2 separate regions of the Homo sapiens genome follow, and region 2 is linked to region 1. The links are chromatin loops, found by intact Hi-C in ENCODE. Cell type or tissue: B cell. All regions are shown on one strand. Each heading gives the region's core, and the rest is flanking DNA. Links, peaks and the distances in the headings are about the cores only. Region 1 overlaps FOXP4-AS1 (FOXP4 antisense RNA 1). Region 2 overlaps FOXP4 (forkhead box P4).

Evidence for each region. Peaks named below come from ENCODE experiments on the same cell type or tissue, not always from the same donor. Only the 100,000 strongest peaks of a DNase experiment are listed, where the experiment ranks them.
Region 2: it touches region 1 in a loop (9-fold over the local background); 35 of 110 quality-filtered maps call a loop at or near these places.

Annotation. Positions count from the first base shown.
Region 1 is chr6:41,525,853-41,533,596 of GRCh38, reverse strand. All of the region lies in intron 1 of FOXP4-AS1 (FOXP4 antisense RNA 1), which reads left to right. Among named protein-coding and RNA genes, the nearest start is that of FOXP4, 17 kb to the left of the region's middle. RefSeq lists enhancers at 806-1,374, 1,261-1,620, 1,375-1,945. In B cell, for the core only: no CTCF peak of the experiment used is centred there; a DNase peak (open chromatin) is centred at 1,546; H3K4me3 peaks cover 1,114 bases; H3K27ac peaks cover 1,724 bases.
Region 2 is chr6:41,584,523-41,596,871 of GRCh38, reverse strand. It overlaps FOXP4 (forkhead box P4), which reads right to left. Exons shown (of 17, transcript NM_001012426.2): 4 at 11,981-12,103; 5 at 11,355-11,441; 6 at 9,716-9,863; 7 at 9,360-9,573; 8 at 8,975-9,079; 9 at 8,141-8,228; 10 at 7,018-7,101; 11 at 6,702-6,909; 12 at 6,525-6,601; 13 at 5,550-5,651; 14 at 1,881-2,002. Among named protein-coding and RNA genes, the nearest start is that of MIR4641, 8.0 kb to the left of the region's middle. RefSeq lists enhancers at 2,535-3,893, 11,448-12,027, 12,028-12,349. In B cell, for the core only: CTCF peaks have their summits at 4,483 and 4,685 (motif pointing right); a DNase peak (open chromatin) is centred at 4,711.

The DNA of each region.
Region 1 (7,744 bases), core at 85-2,584:
ACTTCACACATTCCCTGTCTCACACACGTTTTCACACTCCCATAGTCACCTCCATCTTCACTACCACCATCTCATACTCACATACATGCACAGTCTCGTGGTTTCTCACTTTTTTTTCTTTTTTTTTTTGAGATGGAGTCTGGCTCTGTCACCCAGGCTGGAGTGCAGTGGCACGATCTCAGCTCACTGCAACCTCTGCCTCCCTGGTTCTGGTGATTCTCCTGCCTCAGCCTCCCAAGTAGCTGGGATTACAACCATGCACCACCACACCCAGCTAATTTTTGTACTTTTTTAGTAGAGACAGGGTTTCACCATGTTGGCCAGGCTAGTCTCGAACTCCTGACCTCAGGTGATCTGCCCGCCTTGGCCTCCCAAAGTGCTAGGATTACAGGTGTTAGCCACCGCGTCCAGCTGGCTTCTCACATTTTTTCATGCACTCTCAAGCTTGCACAACATATTCATATGCACAACATGTTCATACATACCTCTATTAGTTTCCTGGGACTGCCACAACAAAGTATCACACACTGGGTAGCTTAAAACAACAGGAATTTATTGTATCAGTTTTGGAGGCCAGAAGTCCAAAAGCAAGGTTCCTTCTGAGACTTGTGGGGAAGGGCCTTTCCTTGCCTTTGCTGGCTTCTGGTAGCCCCAGGTATTCTTCGGTTTGGAGGTGCATCACTCCAGCCTCTGCCTCCATCTGTCTCTGTGTCTTCACATGGACATCTTATAAGGACACTAGTCATAATGCATGAGGGCCACTCTATTCCAGTAGGGACTCATCCTAACTGATTACATCTGCAATGATACTGGTTCCAAATAAAATCATATTCGGAGGTTCTGGGGTTAGGACTTCAATATATCTTTTTTGGGGAGGAGCACAATTCAACCCAAAATACCACCTACAGCCATAAAATCTCACATACATAGGCCATACTGCCATAGTGACACAGATATAAAACACACAATCCCATAGTCACAAAAATCACACACTCCCATATACACTTTCAGGATCAGACACTCCCATGGTCCCCCCACATGCACGCATACACACACATGGCGAGGTCATCACATACACACTCCTTTAGTTTCCCAGTCTTACAGCCCTACACACCCCCTCCAGTCACACCCCTTCGCACACCCTCCTGCCCCCGCCTCACTCCCAGAGGCCACCCTGTGGAGGTCATGCTCAGAGACCCGGCACATTTGCAGCCTCGCACTTGGCTCATACATCTCACATCCTCTCCCACCCACACAGTCTCTCCCCTCTGACTCCTCCGCCCAGCTCACCAGTTCCCGCACCAACCCTCATGGCAAGGAGGCAACAGACTGGCTCTGTTCCACTCCAGCGGGGGCACCAGGTGGCTCCCCCCTTGTCCTCTGGAATCTGATGCCCCCACAAGCCTGCCTTTTCAGGCTCCCACGCTTCCCTCTCAGGGACAGACAGACAGAAACATCCACACACTCTCATGCTCACACACGCGCCCCTCCGGCAGCCCCACGGCAGCAGTCTGTTCCTCATTATGGGCCAATGCGCCTGTTTACTCACCCAGCTGGAGATGGTTAGAGAGTGATAAATAATGAAAGAGAAAACAGGCTTTTCCCCTCTGTGGCTTCTATTTATGTAATATGTGTCACTGTGCATTCACAGACTTTGTTTCGGAGCTGGTTGCAGGAAATAGTTTATTTTTTCCGGACGGTGGCTTAAGGGGTGGGGAGGTGGGGGGCAGGGTTTGGGTTTCTGATCTCACGCCCATAGGAGTTTCGGAATCTGGCTCCCAGAGTCCTCTTCCCCTGGTGCCTCCTCTCCTCGCCTCCCCTGACATCCCCGGGGTGGGCATCATGGCTAGAGGCTGCCTCAGAACCAGGTTCTCCCACTCCACCTATTTGGAATGGGCTGGGGTGGTTGGGGGCCCCTCCCAGCTGCCTCTGAAACCTCCCAGACAGATGGGCTTGTTTTAAGAGCCAGACAGCTTGAGGCTGGACTCCCAGAAAGGAGGCAGTTGGACAGGGTCTTCCTAGGTAGCCTGCACCTGTTGTTGGGGGAGGATGCAAAAGGATTAATTCTATAAAATAAGAAAAAAAAAGATCCATACCTCATGTTCACTTAGCACTTTCATCCCCGTGGTCTCTCTGAGGCCTCACAACTTTTAATGGCTGCTTCCCAGGTGAGAGAACTGGAGGAGGGCTTGCCATGGTCTGTGCAACTGGCTGATGAGGAGCCAGAACTTCACACTCAGGCCTCTGAGTCCAGAAGAGCCTCACACACCCCACTGCCTCCTCCTCCCAAGGATGCCTCCCTTGGTAAAGTTCTGGTTGCCCTCACTCATTCTAAGGTGATGGGAGTAGTTATAAGGGTGTGGGGGTTGGAATTTGGGGAATGGTGAGTCATCAGAGGTCTGAGAAGTGTCCCCTTCTCCACCCTTTCCTAAACATTAAGGTGAGCCTCCTTTGGGTGACAAGCCAGGGAAGGAAGAAGCAGCAGAAGGCTGCCCTGCTCCCCAACCCCCAGTGCAGGGAGGCTCTTGGGAAGCTGGAAGGGCACCTGCCCCCACCTGAGCCTGTCTTTTTGAGTGCCAGGGCAGGGAGACAATGTCTTTGTTTGACATGGAGCCCTGGTTGTATCCCAGGCCACCTGCTGGGGGGACCCAGAGGTTCTGACCTTTGAGGAATATAGCATCCACTATGGAAAATGGGCCCAGAAGCCCCCAACTCCTGCAGACTGTGGGGGATGAATATATACAGGTGCCATGGGATTAAGGTGCAGGGCAGAATCCTGCCCAGTGACCTCGGGGTTCTTGCAGGGAGCATCCCACAGGAATCTCCTGGCTGCGGGGTGAAGCAGCCACCTTCCCAAGACAAGGACTTTAAACACGGTCTGACAAACAAGAGCACATATGGGCCAAGGGCAAAAGAGAAAAAGTGCTAAGGAGGCGGTTTTCTAATTTAGTGGGTGTCAGATTCACAGGGGAGCTTATTAAATGCGGATCCCCAGGCTCCTTTCCTGGCGTTGATTCAGCAGGTCGGGGGGGTGGGGGGCAGGAATCAGCATGGTTAGCAAGTTCCTGAGAGTTCTTGGACTGGTGGTTTCCCAAAGACTGGGAGACAACAGTGCCCTATGTGGGCCCTGGAGGCAACCCCCCTGCCCAACGCATAAAGATGAGATGCAAGCATCATGGTTAGGTCAGGAGGGAATTTGACTTCCCCCAAAGAGTGAGAATGATTTGGTTGGAGAATGATAAAATTTATTTGGTCCAAAGGAAGGGAGGGAGGAAGAGAGGAAGGAAAATATAATTTACCAATACCTATATGTGCCAAGCTGTTACATGATGCTTTTCGTTTTGCTTTGTGCTTTTGTTTTTCAGAGACAGGGTCTTGCTATGTGGCCCAGGCTGGAGTGCAGTGGCACAATCAAATCATAGCGCACTGCAGCCTCGAATTCCTGGGCTCAAGCGATTCTCCTGCCTCAGCCTTCCGAGTAGCTGGGACTACAGGTGCATGCCACCATGCCTGGCTGTTACACGACATTTTTACCTGGCTGCTTTGACTTTTTGACATTCATATCCATTTTTGGAACCTAAAACGCTGTCAACATTCTATTTCTTATTACCAAGTAATGCTCATACAGACATACCCGCCACAGCCCGAGTCAAAACTTTGTGTCAGCTGGGATGTTGTGCACACCTTGGAGCATCTACCACATGCCAGGCATTGTGCTTTGCATGTACTGCTTTGTTTTTCACTGCACCGCAACACCGACAGGCAATACTATTCCCATTTTACTGATGAGGACAGCAAGGGTCAGAGAGGTTTAGTCACTTGCCTAAGGCCACCCGGCTACATCAACCCTGGCAACAGGAAGAGCTGGTGCTTTTGTTTTTTTACTGATCCAGGGAGAGGCCCTATTAGGGAGGTAGAGGGACTGAATCCAGATCCTGCTTTATAGCCCCCTCTCCAGGACTCCCTCCCTCCCACTCTGGAATGGAGAGGTGGATGGAGAGGCACCCTCTCTGCCACTCACTCAACCCCTCTGCCTTTGGGACCCTATGGACTCTCATACAGCCCACCCAGCTTGCACCCTGAGCTCTCTCCCAAGAAGCTGAGCACCTGGGGTCTCAGGCACTCCCTTCCAATTCAGTCCCTGGAGCACTTATGGCTCTGAGGGAGTCCCCGGAGGGGGGCTGAAAGAGGTGGGGGAGCTTAAGGAGCACCTTTCCTGGGCTTCCAGGAGCCTCTTACATCCCTATCCCCTTGGCAGAATGGGTGTATCACAACTGGAGGGTGGGGGTGTATGGGGACGGCAGAGCTGGCCAGACCTATGGTCCCAGATGTTTGTTCAGGCTGTGGGCTGAGCCTGATTTCAGATGTGTGGCAGCTTCATGGGAGTCCTGCCCAGACTCCCACATGGACACTCACTTGCTTACTTGCACACACGCGTGCCCTCATGCGACTCCCCTCCACACAGAGTTCCACTTGTGAAAACCCAGACAAAGCTCCAGACTAATGTCCCTGTGGACAGTGACATGAATGGTAAAAATCATCCTCAACCCCAGGTGCTCTGCACACGCTGACTCTAAACTTCACATCGATCCTGCAAGGATGCTTTCCCTGATGACCTCCCCCTACCCACCACACACCTTATAGATGAGAAAAATGGGCTTCAGAAAAGCCAAGTGACCGGTCTGAGGCCACACAGCGACCCCACGGCAGAGTGGGGACTGGGGTCTGTCTGTTGGGGAGCTCACCCGCATCCCTCTCACCAGGCTGCTTTTCCCGTCTGGCTCCCAGGACCCAGCAGGTGTTCAGCACGTCCACTGATGAATGTGTATGTCTGTGTTTTCTTTCACACACAGTGCAGGCTCCAGCTGCCCCTCTCTCCAAACCCACTCTGAGCTGTGATCTCCCTGCAGGCTCAGAAACTTGCAGACCACTTGGCTTCCTCTACAGCCAGAACTAGCGCCAGCCTGAATTCTCTGGGCTCCAGCCTCAGTTTCCCCTGAGTTTCTTAGGCCTGCACACCTGAGCAAGTCCCTCCCTGCTTTGAGCAGACCCACAGCACTGGTTGGGCTCCTGCTCCAGGCCTGACCCCCACTGTGGAAGCCTCTGGGGTCCAGCCACCTCCATTCTCCTCTCTTCTTCCCAAACGTCAGGCCTGGCACTGCCCCCGCTCAGCCCCCGCTCCCTACGGCCCCCTGGGAGCCCAGGCTTTGCTTGAGGGCAGCAAGTGAAGCCGGCTGTAACAGAGAAACCTCAGGCTCCTCTTTAGAAGTCCCCGGAGGAGGCAGATCTGAGGAAAGGCTGCCAAGAAGGCGCCTGCAGCAATGTCAGCTTGAGAACAACCCGGCTGACAGGATGCTGAGCGGGGATTAAGGTCGGGATCAGGGAAGCCAGGGAAATGAAGGCAAGTTCCCTGCTCCCCTCGCTGCCACCGCTGCCGCTGCGGCTGGGTTTGTCTTCTTGTTTGTTCTGGCTCTGGGAAACTGGGCGGGGAGGGAAGTGGGCAGGGATGAGGTGGGGAGGTGGAGGGAAGGACAGGGGGGAGGTGGAGAAGGGCTGGTATGGGGGTGGAGGGAGGTGGAGGGAAGAGAAAGTCAGGCCTCCTCTGGGTCTTGGGGCTCAGCCAGGGATGGGGCAGAGGCACAGATGGCCCTTACCTGGGACCCTTCCCCTATACCTGTCCCTATAGCTGGTCTGCCAGCCAGTGGAGCAGCCAGTCGCCCCCCGACCCCCACCCCGGAACCCTCCCTCATGTCCTGAGTGTGGGTGGCAGGACCAGTGAGAACACAATTGACCTTGCCCTGAGAGGCTCCCAGCTCAATGAAGCAGATGCAGTCTACCTCCAGAGAGGAGGTGAGCCTGTTTCCACCTGTCTACACATGCAAGATCCCCTGTTCTGGGGAAAGACCATTACCCCAACCTGCCTCATCATTGACATGTCACAAGAGTCCAGCCAAATGGGCTACTGATTTCCAGGTCATCCAGTGCACCACAATTCTAGTGAAACCTCATATCCTTGCATTGCCATTGGTGTGGTAGTGAAGAACGTGGCTTCTGGTTTCAGACTGCAAGGGGTCACCTTTTGGCTCTGCCACTGATTTGCTATGTCACATTGGGCAAGCTGGCTAACTTTCTATGCCTCAGTGGGATAAAATCATAGCACCTCCTCATAAACTTGTCAGGAAGATAGAGGGAGTGGACACGTGCGAAGTGCTTGGCATAGGGCCTGCCATGGAGGACAGAAGACATACGCCATAGGGTAGCTTTATTTATTATTGAGGCAGAGTACAGGAATAAGTGTGGCAATTTGAAGTGACTTGGCTGAAAGCTTCCTGGGGGAAGGGGTGTGGAAATCTGATTTTGGAAGCTGAGACTGGGCAGGGGTAGAGAAGTGAATTAGGGGTATGGAACAGAGCTCCCATTTGCCAGGTGAGTGAGTTAAGGATGTATCTGGTGAGAGGCAGAGAGGATGCATTTTCTAGAAGCCCTCATCCCAGCCAGGCTTTCTCCAAAGTTCCCACTTTAACTAGGGGTAACTCTTCCAGCCCTGCCAAGGGCAAGCCAGGGGTGCCAAGACCATGAAAAGATGCAGTTTTTCATGGTGACCTTCCCAGAATGGAGTCTATTCTAGAAACCCTAGCCATTCAGGGAGACTCCACTTGTACCTGGGTTTTCTGGACCTGGCAAGGGAAGAAACAGGCACAGAGAGTACAAACCTGGAGGCAGATCATCCCTGGGGTTGGGTTCCAGCTCTGTGACTGATCATCTATGTGCCTTGGAGCCAGTCAATTAGCCTCTCTGGACCTTAGCTGCAGGGTCTGTGAAATGAGATAGTAATATGTACCTTAGAGTTGTAATGATGAGCAGTTACTCCATAACTATCCACTGTTGATATTCAGCTTAGCAAAGAGTTGCTGAGGTCCAGCCAGCTACTGGGGCCCCAGTGAATGAGAGACCCTTTCCTAGCCCTTGATAGCTGGTGGCCTGCATGTGAGTCCAAATATGATGCTGAAGGCAGTGGTGCTACCTTAAAGGTCCACCTGGGAACCAAAGAGAAGGAGTTCCTGGCATCCACATCCCAGGCTGCAGGGCCTGCTCCCCTGGCCCACCCTGCAGCCCTGCTTGGGTGTCCCTATCTCTGGACACCCTGGCCAGCAGGCTGGGGATGGGGAGAGTGTTGTAGGGGGAGGGGAATGAGAACCTAGGATGGGGTTCTGGTAATTGGGGAAAAGCTTTGCTGGGTCTGATTTGTGGGGGAAAGCCTTAGGCAAGGAGGCCCAGTCCCTGCAGAAGTGTGTGAGGAGCACCTTATTGGGGATTTTATCTCTAGGGGCCTGGTTCTAGAATTTTAAAAACACCTTTTCTTTTCTTTTTGTTCTGTTAATAGAAGTTATGTATATTTATTGTTTAAAAAAATGGAAAATACAGGCCAGGCATGGTGGCTCATGCCTGTAATCCCAGCACTTTGGGAGGCTGAGGCGCGTGGATCATGAGGTCAGGAGTTCAAAACTAGCCTGGCCAAGATGGTGAAACCCCGTCTTTGCTAAAGCTATAAAAATTAGCCAGGCGTGGTGGCAGGTGCCTGTAATCCCAGCTACTCGGGAGGCTGAGCAGGAGAATCGCTTGAACCTGGGTGGCAGAGGTTGCAGTGAGCCAAGATCCAGCCACTGCACTCCAGCCTAGGTGACAGAGTGAGACTCCATCTCAAAAAAAAAAAAAAAAAAAAAAAAGGAAAATACAGAAAAGC
Region 2 (12,349 bases), core at 3,532-6,031, 60 kb before region 1:
AGCATGCTGCCCCCCCACCCGTTTTCTCTCCGGTCTAGATTTTCCAATGTTTGGCAAGGTCTAATCTATAGTCTCAGTAGTTACACACCTGGTCTGCCCACACTGTCTTGCCATCCTAGATTTTGGGACATGTCAGACATATGCTCAGCCTGTCCCACATGGAGGCTTCTGTATGGAAGCCTCCATACAGAAGGCTTCTCTGCACGGGAAGGTGTTCGGGAGTTGGGACAGGAAAAGCAGTGGCTGGGGGCTGTCCCTCTTCCAGTGATGACACCATCACAGAGCTCTCACAGAGCTTAAGGAAACAGCCAAAGGTCACCAAACTGGTGAGAAGCAGAGGTGCAAGCGCAGCCAGGCCTGGAGACTGGCCCCTAGGCATTCACCAGGGGATGGCTTCCCTCCATTCTCCAGGCTGCACACTGCCTGGGGTGCAAAGGCTCCTGCCTGGTAAGCAGGCATCTTTGAGGGGAGCAGACACCCCACACCTCAGAGACATCCATCTAACTTGCTCTCCTCTCCTTACCCAGGGGCTCTGGCCCAAGGGGCACAGCAAGCAGGTGGCTGGGGTGGGGCTGTTTGAGGTCGGGAGAAGGCCACTGCTGCTACGTGGAAGCCAAAGGGAGGTCCTGACCCTGTCCCAGGCTCCTCAGTTTCTGTTTAAACTGCCAGGTGGAGGCTAGGTGCGGTAGCTCACGCCTGTAATCCCAGCATTTTGGGAGGCCGATGCGGGCAGATCACCTGAGGTCAGGAGTTCGAGATCAGCCTGGTCAACAGGGTGAAACCCCGTCTCTACCAAAAGTAAAATAATTAGCTGGGTGTGGTGGTGGGCGCCTGTAATTTCAGCTTCTCGGGAGGCTAAGGCAGGAGAATCGCTTGAACCCACAAGGTGGAGGTTGCAGTGAGCCAAAATCGTGCCACTGCACTCCAGCCTGGGCAACAGAGCAAGACTCTGTCTCAAAAAAATAATAGGCCAGGTGCGCTGGTGCACGCCTATAATCCTAGCACTTTGGGAGGCCAAGGCAGGTGGATCACCTGAAGTTGGGAATTCGAGACCAGCCTGACCAACGTGGTGAAACCACATTTCTACTAAATACAAAAAAAATTAGCCGGGCGTGGTCGTGGGCACCTGTAATTCTAGCTACCCGAAAGGCTGGGGCAGGAGAATTGCTTGAACCCGGGAAGTGGAGGTTCCAGTGAGCTGAGATCGTGCCATTGCACTCTAGCCTGGGCAACAAGAACAAAACTCCTTCTCAAAAAAAATAAATGAATAAAATAATAAAATTAAAAAAATAATAAATAAATAAGTAAATAAATAAAATGCCAGGTGGTGAAGTGAAGCTGAGCACAAAAGACCAGGAGGGCAGAGACCTGGTCCTGGAACCAGCTCTGCCACAAATCTGCTCTGGGGCCTCCTGCCAGCCCCTGGCCCTCACTGGCTCTCCTCTGCCGTAAGATGAATTGGTGGGGTCGCGGGACCTCAGAGGTCTAGTCATCCTGATGAGCTGAGAGAGCGGGTGCCCTGGGGGTGGCAGCCCCTCACCCATGGCCCGTTGGCTGGCATCTGCCTGTGTGCCAGCTCTGGCCAGGGCTACTTGGGGCCCCTGTCTCTCTTTGCTACCAGGCCTCCTTCTTGGCCCCTTCCCTCAGTCAGAGTGAGGACAGAAGAGGACATAAATGTCTGCCTTCTGATTATCCATCACTTCCGGATTCCAGCCCCCTGTCCCCAAGCACTAGTCTCCTCTGCTCCTTTCTCCCCACACCCCTTCCCCCAGCCAGGAAGGATCTGGTGCACATGTGTACCCTGGAGAGGTAGGGGGTGGGGGTGAGTTGGCTCCTGCCCCCTGGGCAGGTACAGCCCATCCAGCTCTGGACCCACATACCCTGTCATCTTTGGCGGTCTCCGCTTCTGATACTCCCGCTCGTCCACAGTCCACACGGCACCCTTGACGTTCTCCACGCGGACGAAGCACTTGTGCAGGCTGAGGTTGTGGCGCACGGCGTTCTGTGGGTGCAGTGAAGAGGAGCTCAGAGGCGGCTTGCTTGGCCAAGCACAAACATGATAGTCCTCATCCCATCCCATGTCCCACGCAGCAGCGGCCCACCTTCCCCAGCTCAGGGATGAGCAGGGGAGGGGGGTGGGCTGGGAGGAGACCCAGCCAAAGGGAAGGCGGGCCCCTACCCTTTCCATAGAGCCAGGGGTTCCCAGCCTCTTCACCATGGATGACCCATTTTATTAGCTGCCTCCTCTCTCCCTGCCACATCTTGGAAAGTTCTGTCTACTAACTAAATGCTATCCAGTTAGTAATAATCTGTTTCATCATCTTCGTTAATCAAAGACACATGTAATTGTTACTCAGGGCTTTGGATCAGCAGCAGATCACATTCGGGCCCCGGCATCTCTGCGAGCCCAGGATGCTTCATCTCAGCTGCATGCAGAATTTCCACAAAGCTTTTAAAAGTTTGGGAAAGAGCTCATAAACCCTCACTGCCACCTCCACTGACCCACAGGAGTCTGGGAGCCATGCTTTGGCTGTGGCTCAGAACAGGCAGCTTATATTTTGAGAGCACAAGGTATACAGTAAAGGCCTCATACATACTTGTTGAAATAAACAGGGAGAGAGGAGAGTGTGGGTTGACAACCCAGAGGCAGAAAGAGGAGAGAAAGAAGATAAGTCACCTTGTCTGTCCCACCTCCTCCTGGCAGGATAACTTCAAGAATTGAGGTCATCTGGTTTGTAGGACGCTTGGGCGAGGGCGGGGTGCTTGGCCCAATTCCCCCCTCACCACCATGGGAGCCCGGACTAGGGCCCTAGTCTGCCCCACCTCATCGTGTCCCTCAGTCCTGTCCCTGCACCCTCCTCTCTCAGCTGTGCTGCCCCCACGGCCAGCTCCCAGTTATCACCATCCCTGCCTGCATCCCTGGACCCTGTTACCTGTCCTCCCTTAGCCTCCCCCGCCTCGTCCCCATCCTTGTCTCCTCTTTACATTTCTAAACGGGGAAGAAAGCGGGTAGGGCAGGCAGCCCGTGCCCCTGGAGATCCCTCTCCCTCTCTCCCTTCCAACTCTTGCCACTTGCAACTGGCCCGATTTCATTACCAATTTTAATTTGCCTCTAATTAAATCCTGTGTATTTTTCCGACTCGCTTGCTAATCCACGAGGGAGGCGGGCGGCTGGAGTGGAATCTCTTGGAGCGATAATTACAAAGGGCCTAATCACGCCGGGGCTCCTGCCTCGGAATAAATTTGCCCGCATTACGGGGCTCCGATCCTCCGCTTTGCAAATGAGAATGACCCCAATTTCCGAGGATGGCCTCACCGGGGCTTTTTTCCCTCATTTCGAAGCCTGATTCGTGATGAGAGACTAATTCGTTACGCTGAAACATTAACGGCAATTTAAGGGGTCTGGCAGGGGCTTCGTAAACAAAAGGACGGGCCCACAACACGGGCCTTGGGAGGGGATGGACACGGGGAGGGCCAGCAAGGACCATCAGCTTGGCAGATGGCAGCTCTGTCCCTGGATGAACGGCAGCTGGCTGGGCCCACACCATGCCCGCTCCCAACCCTTCTGCCCTGGTCTGAGGTGGAAAGTATCTCAGGGTGGGAGCCAGCAAAGGTGAAGAAGGGAAAGAAGAAAGCACAAATAATTCGGGAGAGGAGCAGAGATGACCTGAGGGGCTGAGAAATGAGTGGAAAGTAGAGGTGGAAGGGAAGCAGAGTTGGGTGTAGATGGTGTATTTCCCAAGTAACATGAATGCATTTGGCTGAAAAAAACCAGAAGGTCAAAGTGGACCTCAAGCTGGATGGATTCTGCTGTGCCATGAGGAAGGCTCAGGCAGTGGCCTCAGGCACAGAGGCAGCAGCAGAACACTGCTAACTGGCAAAGTCACCCACTTAGTCGTTCACTTTCCCCAGCCCAGATGCTTCTTACTGGACCCTAGACTAGGTGAGGGGAGATGGGGGTGAAGAACTAGGAGGAACACACCACAGAGATGTGAAAGGCTGGGCTGGGCAAGGGCGGCAGGGTTAGAATATCAGGGGGGTGGCTTCAGGATGGTCACTGAGTAGTTTAAGGAAGTCACCTAAACCAGGTCACCTAACCTGACCTCAAGAGAAGAGAGAATTAGAAAATTGCAGCAGGGCATTACAGGTAAGACAGAAGGAAGGAAGGAAGGTAGGTGGCTTAGCAGTACTTTGCCCCCAAAAAGGAGGCTGTCTTATGGAAAGGAGGCTCTATATTACTACCCCTAAAGGCAAAAGATTAATATGCTTTATTAAACATTAGGTAATAATTATAATCATCCCTTATGTTTGTAGGACTCTATCATTTATAAAAACCTGGTATCTGAACTGACTTGGAGGTTGGAGACTGGACCAGGTGGTCCCAAGCAAGCCCTGCTGGCTCAGAAAGAGGGCAGGAATGTGGTTGGCAGAAAATGACATCACTCACAGCCAATTACAGCAGCTGTCCCAACAGCCTCCCAGCTTCTCTCCCAAGCTTTGGGAATTGGGTATGAGCATATGAAAGTCATGATGCAGTCCCTTCTGCTGCACTTAGCATAATCCCAGGGCAAAGGGTAGGCAGGCACTGTGCAGACCCCACCAAGTCCTGGGCGCTGGTGGGGAGGAGGGGTTCAGTAACACTTGTTGAAACCTAGTGGGATTGGGGGAGGTAGCCCGTTTAACTGCAGTTTCTTCAGTGGCCAGCAGGGGGACTCAAGAGCCAGGGATCCAATTAAGGTTCTGAGAGGGAGTCCTTCCCCGCGTCTAACCTTCCCTGCAGGGGCGAACACTCTCTCCTTCTTCCCCCCGCCCCGCCCACTCTCCCAATTTAGATATCACCTTCCCACCTTGAGACAGACAGACAGACACACACACACACCCCCCTTTTGGCTATAGAAAAATAAATGGCCTAGTACCCCAGCATCTGTCTCCCATTTTTCTAGAGTCCCCCTCTTGCCTGCTTCTGCTCTCCCAGGAAAACTTATGGCTGAAGGTGTTGAAATGACTAATTGGATGGAGACAATTATCTTCCTGCCAGGGATGGCAGAGCTGGGGAGGGCTGTGAGTGCCGTCAGTGCCCCAATGTGTGGTCCACGGCTCTTGGTCCATCCGTGTGTCTATACCTGCGCTTTCCTAGCCCCACCTCAGGCTTCAGAACATGTACCTTAAGCCAAGGTATCCAGACCCTTAGGGTCTCTGTGAAATTCGGCCCAGGCTTCTGTATCAAGCTTGGGCATTAGCAATTCCTAGAGGCCCTACCTCGTGGGGCTGGCGTCTTTGGGGCCCTTGGGGGTGTACCCTAGAGAAGGATTGCTTCCCAGAAAGGAGGCAGCACCAGGCTGGAAGGAAGGGATCATTAAAAGGTTATGGAACAATCCACAGCCCCTGCTGAGGTGGGCGTGGGCATGCAGCCCTGGCTGGGCCCTTGGGTGGCTGTTTCTGCAGGACTAATGGTTTAGGGAACTAATTGTTAGGCAGCCTTGGTCTCCATGGGATATGGCAGGTCCAAGGGTGACTGGGGCCCAGAAGGTGGAAGGGGCCTGCTTCACCTTCCAGGTGGCAGTGTTTCTGCGGAAATAGGCGAACATCCTGGTGAACCAGTTATAGATCTCATTCAGGGTCAGCTGCCTGTCAGGGGTTTCCAGGATGGCCTGCGGGGAAGGAACAAGCAAAGGGACCGTCAGCCTGGGCCTCGAAGGGTCACAGCCCTGGGTTCCCTCCCCCAGTACCTCTCCCTTCTGCCTAGCCCCGAGTTCACTTTGTGAGAAGACCTGCTCAGAAATGTGTGGATAACAAGATGGGTGGTGGCTGGTGGGTCCCCTCAGAGGGACAGGCTGGTTATAGCTTGGCCAAGGATAAAGAGGGCAGGAGCCTCCAAGGGCTATGTATTTGTACAAGAAGGATTGGAGCTGCTTCTGGAGAGAAAATGCCTTTAGTACCTGGCCCTGCACCGAGGGTGAAAGCAGTCAGTCCTGTCTTTCTTGGGAGAGATGTCCACGGGGTGGAGGCTGTTTGGAATTTATCCTGATTTTGGCAAAAGGTACCCTAAGCACAGTGTGTGTGTGACAGAAAGAATGTGTGTGAAGGTGTACATGCCTGTGTGGGTATCAGGGAGGACATATGTGTCGATGTAAGTTCATGCTTGAGTGTGAATACTATGTGAACATTGGTGACATGAAGATCATGGGCTTGAGGGAGGAAAGACAAAGGAGAGAGACGAAGAGTGACCCTGAGTCTATCATGGCGGGCTGTGTACGTGGAAATGAGCACATGAATGCCACGGTGGGTGTCAGTAAGAAGAACAGTGTGTGCACCCCCAGAGACACATAACCCTATGCAGCAGGCTGACAGGGCCCAGCCTGCAGGAGAGCCCCGCACAGCAGAGAGGGAAGACCGCCACGTGAGAGGGAGCGGGACAGCTCCATTGCTTGGCCCCAGGACCTTCCTGGAGGCAGGGGTGTGGCGGGGGCTGGGGGAGCAGCCTGTGTGCCATTCCCCACCCTCCTCCTACCTGCCCTGCTCACCTGGCGGATGAGGGAGGCGTAGGTGAAGGGGGGCCGGACGTCGGCGTTCTTGTAGAACTCATGATTCTGGGCCAGCTCTGGGGAGACAGGCAGAGGATGAGGTAGCCAGATATGGGGCTCAGATGGGAAAAACAGCCTCACGCTGCTGTCGCCCTGCAGCCCCCAGCCCACCCTCACCTGAGGAGATGGGGGAGCAGAACTTGTCACTGCTTCTCCGACGGGCTGGGCCCCCACCATGCAGGGAGGCAGAGCCCAGGCCAGGGGGCCGTAGAGGGGTGACAGGGGCTGCGGCCGAGGTCGGGGGGTGCACGAGACCATCTGGGAATGAGTCTGCTGCAGAGACGGTCACCTTGGAGAATGAGGAGGAGCCGGGGACCGGGTTCAGCTGTGAGCAACGGGGAGGGTACTGAGACCAGTGCCCGAGGGTGGGGGTCCCGAGGCTCCAGGGTCTGTGGAAGGCTCTGGGAGGGGCGGGGAGGGGAGCAGCACTCACTGGCTGGCTGAAGGGCTTGGGCTCCGAGGGCCGCATGTGCAGGTGGGCCATCATGGCCTGCAGCCGCTCGCTCTCCTTGGCGAGCTGTGGAGGGTGGCAAAGCAGGAGGTGAGCGGGAGGCTGAACCCTGGAGGCAGTGTTGTCCCACCCCTCCACCGCCAGGCTCTTCAGAAGGCCGCCGATTCCCACCCCCATTCGCCTCCTTGCCTCAGCATCCATGCTCCCTCTGTGACCCGCTCCAGGGAGGCCTCAGCAATGCTCTACCCCTCAAGGGCTGCCAGCTCCATGAAGCCTCTCCCTTTCTCCCCTGGATGGTGACCATTTGAGCCCTCCCAGTGCGTCCTGGCTGGAGCTTATCCCTGCCTCTACATGTTGGGAGGCTTCTTCCTACCCACCCACGGGGGGGCGGCCACTGTGCCTTGTGCAGTGGCACTTGTGTGTGAGGGCCTTGCATACTGAATGCAGATGCAGGAACTGATGAATGGCTCAGACACCCCATTCATAAACTCAATGGGTCTCTCATGACCACCCTCTCACAGCAGGATGCTCTGCTAGGTGCTGGAGGGAGATGGGTAAGCACAGAGGAGCTGCCCTGAGTTGCTTCCTGGGAACCCTGTGCTGCTGAGTGTCCCCTCTCAAGTAGCTGGGATACTCCCTTGGGAAAGCCAGGCTGCCTGGGTTCTAATCCCAGCTCTGCCACTCACAGGCAAGTTACTTTAGCTCTGTGTGCCTGTTTTCTCCATCTGGAAAATGGGGAGAATAATGGTACCCACCACATAAGGTTGTTGAGAGGATTCCTTGAGCTATATAAAGTATTTAGCACAGCACAAAGTAAGTGCTCCATATGTTAGCTGCTAATAATTATTTTTGATGTTTCTATGTAGCGTGAGTCTCTTCTGGACCTCCCAGCAGAGACGCCCCCAACCTTGGTTTACCCCTCAGAATCCAGCTGTCCTCACCTCACAACCATGGTCATTAGGACCTAGAAAGCATAAGATGGTGGCTTTGACCATAGGACCCTTCCATGAGACCCTCCCAACAGAGCCCACCTAGCAAGTCAGTGCTGTGGGTGGGCAGGGGCTGGAGCCCACCATGTCCCTCCCCAGCATCTTCCGGGCCACACCTGGATCTCCAGCTGCTGCACCACCTGCATCTGTACCCGGCACTGGGCTGTACTCCGGTCATCCAGGGCGTGCTCTGTGTTGAGGTGTCTTCAAGGGGAAGAGAGGAGGAGAGAAAGTTGGCTCCGGTTTCCCTGCTGCCACCATCCTCCCATCCTATCCTCTAATCCCACCCATGGCCTGAAAAGCAGACAGACCAAGAGATACAAAGAAGAGAAAGAGGTGGAAAAACGGGGCAATGGAGGAAGGCTTCTCCCTTCTCGTCAGCCTCCTTTGATGTCTTTGCTAAAATCCCAGCTACAGAGAGATCTAATTGCAAATGAACTAATTAAGTAAACCTCTGACGAAGCGTGAAAACAATTTGTTTGACCCTGATGCTGCAAGGGTCTGGGAGACAGCGGAGTTAATCAGTCAGTGACAGAGCCTGGCACGGCTGTGGCAGCTGGCCGCCTGCTGCCAGCCGCCCGTCCACCTCCCGCCCTGCCTGTCTGCGGCCCTCAGCCTGTCACTCGCCATCACTCCCCGGGGCTGAGGCTGGAGGGGAGCAGGGGAGGGTGGGGGGAGGAGTAATGCTTATGTTTGTCCTCTCCTTCTCCTACCCGCACCCTGCGCTGGGGATGGAGTCAGGGGAATGCAGGCCCAGAAATATAGACAGGGTAGGGAGTGGGTGATCAGGGAGTCCGTGGGGGGCAGAGAAAGAACTAGAACCCTCTGGAGTGAGGACAGTAGTACAGCTAGTGAGGAGGGCTCCCAGAAGGGGCAAGCTAGTGGGCAGGGTTGGGGGAGAGGCCCTGTGGGGAAAGGCTGCTGGGGGAGGGGCTGGGGGTGACACCTACTTGATAAACTGGCCCAGGTCTTCACACAGGGTCTCACAGCCTGGCCACTTGCACTCTCCGTGTCCGTACAGGGGGTGGGAGCCGGGGGTCTCCTCGTGGGAAGAGCTGGGAGGACAGCAGGGAGGTGGCCGATCAGGGACCCTGAAGACCCCAGCGGCCCTGTAGTCAGCTGAGCACCAGCTCCCCTGCTGGTGACATTTCTGCCCCAATACAGGTTTCCCAGCGGCCAAGCACCATCTGTACACCCCGGGAGAGGGAGTGGAGAGGGAGTGAACCTCCGGTCCGTGGGCTCCACCCCCTCCCTCACAGTCAGCCCTCATGGGTGGGGGGCCAGGTCTACCCCCAGGCAGGCCTTTGATGCCCCTCCCAGCCTGGACCCCTGTACCTGTCTCTCCGAGATGTGAGCACAGTAGGCTGTCCGTTGGGCAGGGTATGGTGGGAGAGGGGGGGTGAGACCTTGGGGGGAGCGGCAAACGAGGTAGCGGTGGCGGCCGTGCCAGTGAGGTCCAGCCCCTCCTGCTTGACGCTGTCCTCGGCAGGCTGCCCGGGGGCACCCTCGCCCTTCCACAGCTGGGGCAGGTCTGTTGGGCAAACAGCTGCTGTGGGAGAGACAGGGGAGGCTGGCAGGGCCCCACGAACACTCGGCTTTCTACCTGGCCCCAAGAACAGGGGCTGCCAGCTGTTGCGTACAGGCAGGGCTGTGGGGTTGGGGCTGGGAGGGGAGGAGTGGCGGGTGCTCACCTTGCGGAAGGGTCTGGAGGGGCCCCGAGGCTTGGTTGGGCTGCAGGCTGACCAGCCCCTGCCTCTGCAGGTTGAGCAGGTGCTGCTGCTGCAACTGTTGCATTTGCAGGAGCTGCTGCTGGAAGGCCAGCTGCTTGTTCCCCAGTGCCTGGTGAGGGGCCCGAGGGGGCGGGCAGAGAGGGGTGCCATCAGCTTCAGGCATGCCATCTGGCCCCCACCCCGCGGCCACCCCCTCCCAGGGCCTGTCAGCCCCTGGAGCTGTCGTTGTGGCGTCTGCAGCTGCAGTGTCTCTGCTCCCGGCCCAGCTTCCATAAGGCTGCATGCCTCCTCGCAGTAAACACACGCATGCACGCACGCACGCACGCGCGCAAACACACACAGCCAGACCCAGACACGCAGCACGACGCCCTCCCTCCTCCCGCCTCCCTCCTTCCGCTGCTTCAGCTCCCTGCACCGCAGCTGTGCACGCCTGGGGGTGCCTCATCACAATGATCGATGAGCCTGTCAGATTCTGGGGGCCACTCCTGCCTGGAGGGCACCCTTCCCACATGCCCGGGGTGCCCCCTTCTGCTCTGGGGAGGGAGTTTTCTCTCCCCCAGCTCTTTTCCTCTCTTGCTTTTTAGATACAGAGAATCAAGGAGTCTGACGGGACTCACTGGGACCCAGGCTCGGAGAACAGTCACATCACCACTGCCCAGGCGCCCTGTACTCGTTGGCTCACCCACTCTACCTACCCCCACCCATTCAGTTCTTCACACAGGCACTGACAAGTCAGGCTGTCAGCAAGTCTCTCTTGAGCCCCATGAGCCAAGCATGTCCTGGGTGGGTTGAGAGGCAGAGATGTCTCTGCCTGCCTGCTGGGGGTGGGAAGCATGGGGTAGGGTGGGGGCTGGCTATTCAATAGAGAGACACAGGATAAACTTAGCCTAGAGATTTACCTGCTGATAACACAGCAATTACAAGACTGCTGAGGGGGAGACTGGGGGTGCTGGAGAATTCCTGGGTGTCAGGGCAGCCTTCTGGGAAGAGGAAACTTAGAGCTTGGGGCTGCGGTTGGGCAGCAGGAGAGATGCACAGGTCTGGGACCCAGGGGAGAAGGGCCTCCAGGGCCTGGTATAGAAGCTCCGATGGGGTAGGGGATGTAGGCTGGGGAGCTCTGAGAGGAGACCGAGGGGTGGCTGGGCAAGTCATAAGAAGAAGGGGAAGAAGCTGGGGGCAGGCTGAGGTAAGGGGAGGTGGTTTGCTGAGGGACTCAGAGATTCGCAGGACAAGGAGGGGAGGGCTGAGGTGCTGGGTCACAAAGAGACAAGGGGGCAGGAAGATGGTGCGACCACAAGGCACATGAGCGTGGCCCGGCAGACACCACACACGGGGGTGACACGTACACACCTGTCTACACCCATGTGCACAGAGACAACAACACGAGGCAAGGAGAGAAAGAATGAATGGGGATGAGGGGAGATGGAGACACGTAAGAACCACCATCCCCATTTCCCCCACACTGATCCTTGGTCCCCTTCCTCAGCCTTTTCTAGATTTTTCTACTATTCCTGCAAGGCAATTCCCTCCTGACCAGCTCTGGACACCCAGCTCTGGGCAGGGGGTGAGGGCGGTGGTGGGCCCTGGTACAGCCCCTTACCTCTTTGGGCTGCGGTTTCCCAGCCTGCTGCTGGGTGAGGAGCTGCAGGTGGAGCTGCTCCTGCTGCTTCTTGTAGTACTCCTGTAGCTGGGGGGGTGGAGGAGGGTTACCACTGGCAGGGTACTGCTATCCCCACAACCCCAGCCCTGTCCCATCTGGGCTCCTGGGGGCAGGAGAAGGGAGTTTCCCTAAAACATGGTCTGGCTTTCCCCAGTCAGCCTGGAGGGGCCCTGAGCAGGGTCTGGGTGCGGAGGGAGGGAGCAAGGGATGGAGGAGTTTCATTCCCACAGCTCTGAACCCTCCCTGCTTTTGGTGGATCTCCTGAGCAGGTCACAGGGGACAACGTGCCAGAATGTTCCAGTACTTTGCCCTTCCCTGTTCAGGAGATAGAAGTGGGGCCAGCATGCAGGGAGGGAGGACCGGGGAGTATTGTGGGGGCAGGGCCACCATAAGAGATGCCTGACCTTTGACCTCTCCCCACTACCCTAGAGGAATGCAGATCAGTCTGGCCTGAGCAGTCTCTCTGGTTTCTGGGACAGCTTGGGCCCTTGGTGAGGTGTAAACAGGGTGGGAGGAGCCAGGCCAGGCAGAGGAGGAGGGACCAGCTGCCCTGGGGCCAGACTCACCTGCTGGAGCATGAGGGCTTGCTGCTGCTGGAGCAAGGCCTGCAGCTGCGGGGGCGACAGGATCTGCTGCATCTGTTGCGGGGTAAGCATCTGCGGCGACATCATGGCCACCGACACAGGCACCTGCAGGATTCGGCCCGTTAGCCCTGTCCCCTGGACCCCAACCCAGGAGGAGGCACCACCCAGGGCCCCACTCTCAGCGTGGCAGAGTGGCTCCCAGGGAGGCTGCCTGGGTTCCAATTCTGGCTCTGCTGCCTGCTGGCTGTCTCTCTCTTTGGACAGTGACTTACCTTCCTGTTGTCTGTTTTCTTTATCTCTAAAACGAAAACAGTGATAGTACCTACCTATTAAGGTCACCATAAGGACTAA